3 separate regions of the Homo sapiens genome follow, and regions 2 and 3 are each linked to region 1. Evidence: chromatin contacts called from ENCODE Hi-C or POLR2A ChIA-PET data. All regions are on one chromosome and are shown on one strand. Each heading gives the region's core, a stretch centred on a gene start or an enhancer-like site at or near the end of the contact. The rest is flanking DNA. Distances are from core to core; before and after follow the strand shown.

Evidence for each region. Hi-C counts contacts between places; a loop is a spot of excess contacts on that map. ChIA-PET counts read pairs that join two places held with the same protein, here RNA polymerase II (POLR2A). Pooled maps may share reads with other maps.
Region 2: a pooled map shows a loop between it and region 1 (2.3-fold over the local background). The contact joins two enhancer-like sites. A Hi-C loop is called at or near these places in 1 of 168 maps with a recorded cell type or tissue (MCF 10A) and 1 of 50 pooled maps. POLR2A ChIA-PET finds 5 or more read pairs at or near these places in 3 of 52 experiments (Caco-2, MCF 10A and OCI-LY7).
Region 3: a pooled map shows a loop between it and region 1 (6-fold over the local background). The contact joins two enhancer-like sites. A Hi-C loop is called at or near these places in 3 of 168 maps with a recorded cell type or tissue (HepG2, endothelial cell of hepatic sinusoid and motor neuron) and 4 of 50 pooled maps. POLR2A ChIA-PET finds 5 or more read pairs at or near these places in 3 of 52 experiments (BJ, Caco-2 and activated T-cell).

Annotation. Positions count from the first base shown.
Region 1 is chr17:65,293,193-65,296,900 of GRCh38, forward strand. No RefSeq gene overlaps it. Among named protein-coding and RNA genes, the nearest start is that of RGS9, 160 kb to the left of the region's middle. Within about 2 kb of position 1,404, at least 3 of the 41 ENCODE cell types and tissues checked have a DNase peak (open chromatin) inside an H3K27ac peak, as active enhancers do.
Region 2 is chr17:65,470,724-65,474,385 of GRCh38, forward strand. No RefSeq gene overlaps it. Among named protein-coding and RNA genes, the nearest start is that of LINC02563, 15 kb to the left of the region's middle. Within about 2 kb of position 2,013, at least 7 of the 41 ENCODE cell types and tissues checked have a DNase peak (open chromatin) inside an H3K27ac peak, as active enhancers do.
Region 3 is chr17:65,529,608-65,533,085 of GRCh38, forward strand. It overlaps AXIN2 (axin 2), which reads right to left. Exons shown (of 11, transcript NM_004655.4): 11 at 1-495. The coding sequence ends at 369. Among named protein-coding and RNA genes, the nearest start is that of AXIN2, 30 kb to the right of the region's middle. RefSeq lists enhancers at 421-935, 936-1,448, 1,963-2,475. Within about 2 kb of position 2,009, at least 21 of the 41 ENCODE cell types and tissues checked have a DNase peak (open chromatin) inside an H3K27ac peak, as active enhancers do.

The DNA of each region.
Region 1 (3,708 bases), core at 154-2,653:
TGTCCAGGCCGGCCTCAAACTCCTGGGCTCAAGTGATCCTCCCATTTCAGCCTCTCAAAGCTCTGGGATTGCAGGCCTGAGCCACCATGCCTGGCTAATGTTTTTCATTTCTTTAGCTCTTCTTCACTCTTCAAATGTCTGAAAGACTTCTGTGTGTTTTAGATCTTCTGTAAACACTGCTTATTAAGTTTGTAAAGTACTTGCCTTATGTGAATATACTCACTGGAATAACTAGAGAGCGTATTTTAAAGTGAGGGATCATCCTCCCACATTGGAGAGAGATGGTGATCTATTTAAGCTTCTTGCTATTCCCTAAAACCTCCACACTGTACATGCCACATCTGTGGATTCAGAAATATTTCTTAGTTAGTTTAATGGGGAATGCGGCCCCCATTCAGAAGAACAAATCCAATGGGAGTTGGTTCTGGTAGAGACAGCTGTCCACCACAACTATGCATGGCCGGGCCCAGCCCAAATGTCCTTCCCTCCGCTGATAGGGGTCTTGCTGGCCATGGTGGCCCCCAGTCTTTGGCAGCACATCTGAGGAACAATCTCCTTTGCTGTCTTTTAGGTTAGTGATTTCCTACGAAGCGGCTGTCCCCTCTTCTGCATCCAACTTGTCGCTCATTATTTGAACCGGCAAATGATGGCAATTAACCAGAATGGGGGCCTCATTTCTCTGCATCAAGTGGTGCCAGCCTTGGATGAGGAGTTGTAAACCTGATTCAAAGGGAGGGAGGAGAGACAGCGTGCCCAGGAGGGTGGGCCTTCCAGAATCACACGCCCCACATCAAATAACAAATCAACCTGCCCTAAGCGGTTATTTCTCTCTATTTGCATTACAGAAAAGCCACCCTCCGTTTATTTGGCTGTGAATGGCCCTGCCTCCAGCCTTCCTGGCAACTTTGCCAAGCTGGGATCAGCCTCGTGCAGGGGGCTGGTGCTTTGCCGTCAAAATTACCCCTTCCCTTTTGCTTCTGTGTTCAGGGCAGGACAGGAGGAAGACGAAGGTCCTCCCAGGCCTTTTTTAGGGACCCGTCCAGCTTGGCCTAAAAGCAGCGAAGAACCCACAGGAAACTCTACCAAATGGTTCTGCTCACCAGGCTCTCGGTGGAATGGGGGCCCTGAGCCACGTTCCTGGGTTTCCAGGGGCCTGTGCTCAGAGCAGCCAGTAGGTGTCTCCATCACACACTATTCGAGGACTCGCACCAGAGCAGACGTAGATAAGGCCTTCAGCTCTTACCCAGGTTGCTCAGGGAGGCTCTGGGGGTTCCTCAGGCACTGTCTTCTTGGGAGGAAGCAGGAGAGGGCATTTTAGGGATTGGGAGAGGAGCGAAGACTAGGCAGGCAGGACCAAGTGTGAAGGGATGGAGGGAAGGGCAAGTGCAGGTTTGCACAGTGGAAGAGGAGCTGGAAGGTGGAGCAATTCCCGCTGGGGAAAGGTGGGGAGAAGTGGGGAGGGAGGAAAAGGCTGAGGGCAGGCAGGATTTACAGAGGAGTTCAGTACACAGCCCCTGGAGGAAGGGCTGGGGCTGGGTTTGCACTGAAGTTCTAGCTCTTACTGGCTGTGGGGCTTTAGGAAAGTGATTCAACCTCTCTGCTGCCACTCACTCATCTATAATTGAAGACCCTACTACCACATAGAGGTGTTGGGCTATTTAAGTGAGAGTCCACATGAATAGTGCCTGCCGCCTAGTAAGCACTCAGTACATCTGAGTTATTTCTTATTAATTCGACAAGATGTTCAGGAGAAGCTGGTGCAAACTTGCGTGGCTCCTGCCCCACTTGCCCGCTCCTCACCCCCCCTTAAAGAAGCAAGAGGAGGCTGGGTGCGGTGGCTCATGCCTGTAATCCCAGCACTTTGGGAGGCTGAAGCGGGCACATCACTTGAGGTCAGGAGTTCAAGACTAGCCTGGCCAACATGGTGAAAGCCCGTCTCTACTAAAAATACAAAAATTAGCTGGGCTTGGTGGCAGGCACCTGTAATCCCAGCTACTCAGGAGGCTGAGGCAGGAAAACCTCTTGAACCTGGGAAGCGGAGGTTGCAGTGAGCCGAGTTCATGCCACTTCACTCCAGCCTGGGAAACAGAGCGAGACTCTGTCTCAGAAAAAAAAAAAAAAAAAAAAAGCAGCAGCTGGAAAACTTGGAAGCCAGATCTATTCAAACCAGCAGGACCTGTGGTGATGTTACTCAAGGGGTCCCTAAGGGACTGGCACAAGTCAGGGTGGAGCTATTATTTTAGTGGCATCATAGATGACAAGGGGATCCCCAATGATGGAAAGCAGCAAATGACTGCTCAGCTTTGAAGAAGGAAATGAGAGCAGACCAGCCTGTTAGCCAATGGCCAGCAGGCTTAGCCTTCTTTGAGAAGATGCTAGAATTGAACACCAACTATCTAAGGGACACAGGGGTGATGTAGCTTAGGGACAAAGAGCAGGAGCTCTGCTATAGTAAAGGCCTCAGCTCTTTGTCCCTAAGCTAAATAAATACTAAGGCTATAACTGGTTATGTGGCTGTAGGGCAAGTGACTTCAACCACTACAGTGCCTACTACCCCCCATGAGGGTGTTGTAAGGATCCAATGAGTTAGTATGTGTGAAGGGCTAAATAAATGAGGACTATTACTGTGAGACAGGAGGGAATAACCAAATGATGTTGTAAAGACCACACTGTCCCAGCCAAATCATTTACATTCATTTTTGCTTAAGGAGAAAACGTGGAAGGTTGGGGCTACAAGGGGAATCTGATCACTTTGCTGAACCAAAACCCAGAAAAAAGAAAATTATCAAGGTCATAAGCTCATTAAGAGCGAAGGAGGGACCGGGTCTCCTGAGTTTAAATACTTTAAGAAATTACTATTACTCTTCATCCTGATGTCAAGATATAATCTATGACAGTATTTCCCCAAATGTTTCTTAAAGGAATAGTCATAGGTTCTTCTAGAAACAGGATCTTATGGATTATTACATTTGGGGAATGCTGAATTAGAAAAAAATTTACATAGATTTTTTTAAATTGTAGGACTTCTCAGAGCCTTTTTTTAAATTTTTTTATTTTATTTTATTTTTTTTAGAGGAGTCTTGCTCTGTTGCCCAGGTTGGAGTACAGTGACACGATCTCGGCTCACTGCAACCTCCATCTCCCAAGTCAAGTGATCTCTGGCTCATTTTTGTATTTTTAGTAGAGACAGGGTTTTACCATGTTGGCCAGGCTGGTCTCGAACTCTTGACCTCAAGTGATCTGCCCACCTCGGACTCCCAAAGTGCTAGGGTTACAGGCGTGAGCCACCACACTCGGCCTTCTCAGAGTCTTTAATATGTCTAAACACATTGTGACTTTAAAAATTAATAGATTTTTAAGTTGCAGGACTTCTCAGAGCATTTAATATGTCTACACACATTGTGACTTTCCTAGACACCAGTATAGGGAAAAGCATTTCTCAAAGGAATAAACCATGCTACTCTTGTTTTCCTGGAATATCTCATGGAGCTAGTATTCATGGAATATAGTTGGGATTACCAATACAATTGTTCCTCAGTATCCATAGGGAATAGGTTCCAGGTCTTCCCATGGATACTAAAATATGTGGATGCTCAAGTCACTTATATAAAATGATGTAGTATTTGCATGTAACCTACACACATTCTCCCATATACTTTAAATCATCTCTAGCGGCACGATCTCGGCTCACTGCAACCTTCGCCTCCA
Region 2 (3,662 bases), core at 763-3,262, 180 kb after region 1:
GGCACACGAAGACACCATGCTGAAGGCTAGAGCCAGTCCAGACCTGGCTCAAGAGGAGAGGTGGGGCTGCCCAGGGGCTGGAGGCAGCTGGCTGTCTGCCTCCCTCCTTGTTTTGGGAGGCCCTGCGGAGAGGAAGGGGTATTCACCTTGTTTGGAAGCTGCCCACTCAGGCCAGTGGCCATGGCAACCCTCACCATTCAGAGCTACTCCTCCAAGCCTGGAACTGCCCAGAGTACCAGCTGCCACCCTCGTATGTACCCACCACGGCCCAGTCTGCCACCTTCCTCCAGGCAGAGCCTCCCACAGCTGCTGGAGCCTCCCCTAGGAGCTCCACTGGGGAGAAGCAGAGGTCCTCTCCTACCCCTTAGCCCTGGGGTCTGGAATTCAACCCTCCCCCACTCTGTTCCCAGTTGCCCTCTGTTTGACAAGAGGAGCTTGGAAACCACCTCGATCCAGTCCTCAAACTCCCCTTCCCCTGTGCCGCTCTGAATTCCAGGCTATCCCCACGATATAGCCAAAGCACCCTGGCTTGCTTTGAAAGTGTCTGGGGAGTTTTTGATCCCCTGAAAAAAAAAGGCATTTATTATCAGAGACTGTTTGTACCATATTTTAGTGTCCTCAAGAGACAAAGAGAATTCTCTCTGCAGTTGAGTAAGCTTCAAAATAGAAAATCGGAGGGTGGGGTAGGTGACGGCCAAAAAGCAATCATTTATCAACCAGCGGGGAAGCAGGGACCGTAAACCTCTTTGGTGGCTGCAGGTTTCATCACAGCCTGACTTATGCACCTGACTCTGGAGAGGAGGTGAGAATGGGGTGTGCAGAAGTCAGTGGGTCCCGCAGTCTTCCCTCCTTCAGCGTTGGTGGCCACAGTCTGTCTGTGGTCACTTGCCCCCACAGCCCCCTGCTCTGCCTTCCATTTATCGAGACCTTTCCCTTGCATTTGCGGAGGGGGAAGAAGCAGAGGTTAGGTTGCTGACATTCTGCACACCCCACAACTCCCCAGAGAAATCCTGGGGCTGATCAGTAGAATCCAGCCACCTTTCACTGGCAGAAGGCACAGTGTTTTTCTCCCTGGAGGTTTTTAACCTGTTACTTCATGTAAGCCTCCTATTGTCAAATAGAGAGAAACTGAGGGGCTTTGGAAGCAAACAGACTTGGGAAATTCTTGGCAAATTCTTAACTCTATCTCTTTGTGGGTGACCTGGGATATGTTCCCGGTGTCCTCAGCCTCTGAGTGCTCTTGGAAGATTAAATGGGATAAACCATGTGGAGTGACCAGTGCGAGGCCCAGCATGTTCTAGAAGCTCAAAGGAATGGCTACCACAAGTCAAGGTAAGGATGCTACCACTTTTCACAGATGACACAACTGAAGCTCAGAGAGGGTGAGTAACAATCCCAAGGTCACAGATATATTGGGTGCAGAGCCCAAACCAGGACCTGGGGCTCCAGGTCTCCAACCACCTTGCCGTTTGTTTCTCTCAATCAGACAGACATTTTCATTCCCATCTGTAAAATGGGGATAGGGATAGTACCTATTTGTAGGATAGCTGGAAGGACAGTGTGGGAGGTGGTCAGGCATGTGGACTCTGGTACCAAGTTCCTGGGTTCAAATCCCAGTTCTCCATCTACGAACTTTGTGACTTTGTGTAAGTTATCGACATCTGGGTGCCTCATCTCTCCCATCTGTAAACTGGAGCTAATATGGATCTAGCTCACAGGCTTGTTGGAGGAATAACTTGGGCTAATAGTCAGTAAACATCCCTCAATAATCTAAAACCCCGCTGCCTGTGGTTCCCACACCCAGAGGTCTAGGCTAACCAAGGCTGGGGCAGGTTTCTGGGAGATGGTGAAGCTGGCTGCAGACCATCCTGACCCCACAGAGGGCTTGGTGGGATGAGGAGAGGCACTGCCCTGGCAGGACTGGGACTGGGAAGGAAGGCCAAGAGGACTGGAGGCCTCTACCCCATGCCACCTTCAGGCAGTACTACCCGAGAATTGTTCCCTCTCTAGCTGAGTGGAGTGTCGGGCATGCGGGCCAAGTTCTTGAGTAACCCAGTTTTGAGCAATTCTCTAAAGGAGTGTTAAGCCCCAGAGGAATGCATGTCGGCTGTGTTGGTACAGCTTCTGGGTTTGATCTCTGTTTTAAAGACATTCATTAATCAGCCTCCACTCTATTTTTAGACAAGTCATGCCTAGCCATCCACCAGACTCTGGCCCCTCTCTGAGACTGGACTTTATTTTCTGATGTAAAAAAAAAAAAAAAAAAAATGAGAGCGAGAAGTGAAGCAATTTTCTTAATGCTCCTTTAAGGAGGGGGTAATACAGAAATCACTTCTCAGCACATCAGCAGTTTGCTAAATTTACACAAAATTAGCTGTCCTGATAAGGCTGTGTTCATTCCTCTATATTTGGGATGTTTTGCCTGTTTTGTGACTGTTTCTTTAGGAGTCAGCTTCCTCTACCAGACTGAGAATAAGCATAGAGTCTGTTTCTCTTGCTGTTGACATGATTTCTTCATTAGCGTCACCAGCATCCAACGCAGTGTCTGGCACCAAGGATTTCCATGAATATTTGTCAGGCGAATGCCCATCCTTCCTGTCCCCATTCCTTCTTTCTCTTCAGCAAGACATACGGCACCTTGAGGGTGGTCTCTGAGGGATAGAGATTTTGCTGGTCCAGCTAATTCTCTTTCCTCTACTTTTCATACAGAAATCCCCTTTCCACTAGGATTTCCACTAGGGACCCATTTCATGTGGTTCAGACAAGGTGAACCTTGTTCACGGGGTCAGACATGTGACCCAGACCTGGCCACAGTTCCCAATCTCCGTGAACACAGTTGGTTCAGACACGGACCCACGAGCTAAGAAAAGCTGATGAGAGCACCCGCAGGAGAGTGAGGTACAGCACAGTTTGGGATCTAGATCTGTGCTGTCTAATACAGTAGCCACTAGCCGTGTGTAGCTATTTAGATCTAAATTTGAATTAACTAAAGCTAAAAATTAACTAAAATAAAATAAAAAATTCAGCTCCTCAATCACATTATTCATATTTCAAGTGTTTAATAGCCATGCATGGCTAGTGGTTACTGCACTATACAGCACAGATATAGGAGAGTTCTATTATGATAGAAAGTTCTGTCGGACAGCACAGAAATTGCCGTTTCTGAACCCAATCCCAAAAGATTTCTTGATCGATCGATCTTCCTTCCTTCCTTCCTCCCTCCCTCCCTCCGTCCCTCCCTTCCTCTTCTCTTCTCTCTCCTTCTCCTGCCCCTTCCCCTTCCTCTTCCTCCTCTTTTTCCTCTTCTTCTTCTTTTTATATTAAGTTTGTTTGAGTTGAGTTTCTATTATATAGAACCCAAATAGTCTTGACCAAGATAGATAGGACTAATTATAGTTCATCAAGCACTCACAGATGCTGAAGTTCATCCAGATGAGATCATTTAACACCCACAGAGTTATTCAGTTTCCAGACAAGCCCTTATCAGTGGATCACAGAATACCAGTTTATCTTCTCAACTTTGACCAGGCAAATATCTCACCCTTTATTCCAGCTATTGATGATTCCAGATAGATGATTGTTTGATAGATAGATAGATAGATAGATAGATAGATAGATAGATAGAGCATCACTCACTCACCTGGCACAGTAATCTTACACCT
Region 3 (3,478 bases), core at 759-3,258, 240 kb after region 1:
TCAGTAAGGATTCCTGTTCAGGTAAGCTATACACAGTTTCTCTTAGTTTATGGATTTCAGATCCCTAGGAAGTCATATATTATGTATGGCAGTCTCTCAAATACAGGCAGCATCTTCAATAGCCAAGAGTGGTCATGTTTTTAATAAATAGTTCAGGCTTTTCTTATCTCAGTCAGTACCCAGCTCATGAATCATGAAAATCAACCTCCCCCCGCCCTCCCGAAGGCCCACTGGCCGATTCTTCCTTAGACTTTGTCTTCTTCATTGGTTTAATTTTCCTTCAAAATGTTTTGTCGCAGTTGCTCACAGCCAAGACAGTTCACAAGAGCTTCGGGCTCCAACAGTTCACCAAAGCCAGACCCCAGGGCTCAATCGATCCGCTCCACTTTGCCCAGAATCCGGCCTTCATACATCGGGAGCACCGTCTCATCCTCCCAGATCTCCTCAAACACCGCTCCACAGGCAAACTCATCGCTTGCTTTTTTGAAGTAATACCTTAAAAGGAAAACCAAAAAAGCTTCTTGGTAAACTGCATTTTCCACATTGTTGAAAAGAAAAGCATACCAACATGGAGGACTGAGGTATCCTAGGAATTTGCTATGGCAGGTGTGCCTGTACACTGTTGCGCACATCTGCTTTAAGACGGCAGCTGGGACTGGCCACACCACAAGAAGCAGGTGGGCCGAGATGATGAAGGCCAGGCACCCACTGAGCAGCAGCCTGGGCTGGGCCTGCCACCTGCAATCTTCAACCCAGCACCTCTGCTGTCTCCTGACACGTATACACTGTGAAAAGCAGAGCTGCTTTCCCCCCGCCAACCTTTTTCAGCAGTGGGGTGGGGGAGGGAAGGGAAGGACAAATGCCTGCAGTTCCTTTGCAGCAGGAGCCAAGCAGGTCCTTCAAAGAGACTCCAGACTATCTCCAGGTTCAGCCATCCTGAACCCATCACACCTGGAGAGCCGGAACCTGCCGAAGTCTGTAAAAGGCTGACTTCCAGATGGTTTAGCAGTCCAAAGGCCTCTCGGCCTTCCCATCCTCCAGGTCCCAAGTGCAACACTCCTGGATGGCCCTGGCACAGCCACACAGGAGGCAAGCCAGCCCAGCGCAGCTTCCCAGGGCCGAACAGACGGCACTGGCCCCATGATGCCCTCCCCTCTTCTCCCCATTTCCAGGCCTCTTCTCCCATCCCATCCCTCCAGGGTCAAACACCAAAGGCCCTTCTATTATGCCCGTTGATTAAAGGCTCCTTTCATCCCTCCCCAGCGTTCTTTCTTCTGAGGCTGTTTAATTGTACAGATGCAAATGCCTGGCCTCTCAGGAGTGCCACATTCGGAAACAACTGCTGTCCTCTTGGGCCAGGCCCACCCCTAAACCCCTTCCGAGGAAATTAAGCAAGGGCCTCTTCCTTCCCTGTCCCCAGCCAAGGGAGACCCCTCAGAGGGATTAAACTTGCCCCTGCAAGCTGTCATTTCCAGCCCATAAAGGCCACTCACAGAGGGAAGGTCACAGTCCCCTGGGGGGATGGGAGAACCTTTCAAGCATTTAATTGTGTCTCAGGGTTATGGTTGGGCTTTGTCTTTTCCCTTTAAAAAAAAAAAAATTAACTCCCCTTGGTTAGAGCTCAATTTTTTCCCTCTTTAATAAAGGCAAGCCAAATACTTTCGTAGGAGATAAGGCTAAATACAGTGAACAGCTGGGTTTAGTCAAGGTTCTTTGTTTTTAGCATTCCTGACCCAGCTAATGCAGTGGGGTGAACAACGGCATGGCTCTGACTAGGCAGCACTGAAGACACGTCATGTCAAGGGGTCAAAATTCTCGGGGGAGCGTGAGAGGAGACAGTGAGAAAATGGGGAGGGGCTCTGTGCACAGGAGACTCAGGACAGTGGGGGGAAAAGTCACTTCTCCACATAAGAGGCTCAAATCCCAACGCCACCCTCCGTCAGACCCCTTTGGCCCCAGCTCCGACCCCTCCAGGGTTTACCAAGTTGGGCTTTCACAGCATGTCTGAGCAAACACGCAGCGACCTTTTACATAATTGCAACCTCCTCCAGAGAGGAGAGAGGCCACATTCTCTCAGCCCCACCCCCAGGACTTCAAACACACTGCACTGCCCTCATTTTCTCCAAGAAACAGGCTTTTCCACTGCAACATGCTTCATGTGGCAAACTTTGCTTTCTTCTGACATCTGGCACCAACAGCGTCTGGCGCGTCTGAAGGGACTGTTTGCTTTTTGAACCCCTGCCATGTTGAGATTACTCAACGCATCCCAGGTCCCCCCCACCTCCCACCCCTGCTCCACGGCCCCAACCTCACTGGGTCTTTTTTATTTTTTTGAAGGGGGGATGTATTTGTACAAATTGAGATGTTGAAGCACCAGCCCTGCTGGGAGGGTGAGGCGTGACACCCTGTGTCCCTGTCCTACCCCAGGAGGACACTGAGTCTAGCTCAGGCCCTGCAGAGATAAGGCAGCTGGGAGGGCCTTCCCACAGCCTGATCCACTCAGGAAAGAACTGGAGAGGATCGGAGAGTTGACCATTTGTGCAAGTCTTTGTGCATTAAAGGGGAGGCCAGGGCTTCAAAGCCAGGCTTATTAACTGTGCCTCAGGGAGAAAAAAAAAAAATCAGAGCCAGATGTGGCCACAGCAGCTGAAGGAGGCACTTTCCCCACAAGCCTATGCCAGCGCCACATGGCTCTTCTCCAAGGTCACCTGCAGTTCCACTCGAAGTCCAGCCGAGACAAAGCCAAGATCAAAATGAATCCCCAGAGGGACACACTTGTGTCATTAGTTTCACCTTGTGTCTTTTCAAGATAAAAGCAGCAGCAGCAGCAGCCAGGCCTGTTCCCCCACCCCTTTGATACCTTTTCACAATTGTCTCTGCCCAGGTATAAAAGGGACTATCCAGACCCAGCAACACGCCCTGCTGGCCAGTTACCTCCAGGGGCTCAGTCCAACCTCCATCCCCTCCCCACTCCAAAGAGAATCACTTTGAGCCCCCGCCCAAACTAACTCCCAGATGAAGGTGGCTGGTAAAACTATACAAGGCCTGCTCTAGAGGGGAGGGTGTCTCAGAGCCCTGCAGGTGGACTCATCCCCGTCCAGGAGCCCATGCCCACCTGGCAGGTTACCAAGTGCTATTCAGAGTTTTCCACTCACACCCCTGGCCCTGGTGGCGGCAACGGGTTCACACCTGGGAATAGACTGTGGTCCTGGCACAGGGACAACAGCACACAGCTGAGGAGTTGGAACTCTGTCTTGGGTGTAGACCCCAGAGTGAGCACCTCCTTAAACTAGGGTGCCCCTGTCTCACCCTTGTCCCAGCCTGGAGCCCTAAACCTGGGAAACCTGGGACAGAACTGGAGCAGAATCCACACATTCTCTTGGGCTGCAGGCCATGGAGAGGGGCAAGGGAGGACTCCAGATGAACTGAGGCAGAGTCATCACCTGCTCCTTACGAGGGAAATGATCAAGAGAAGGAA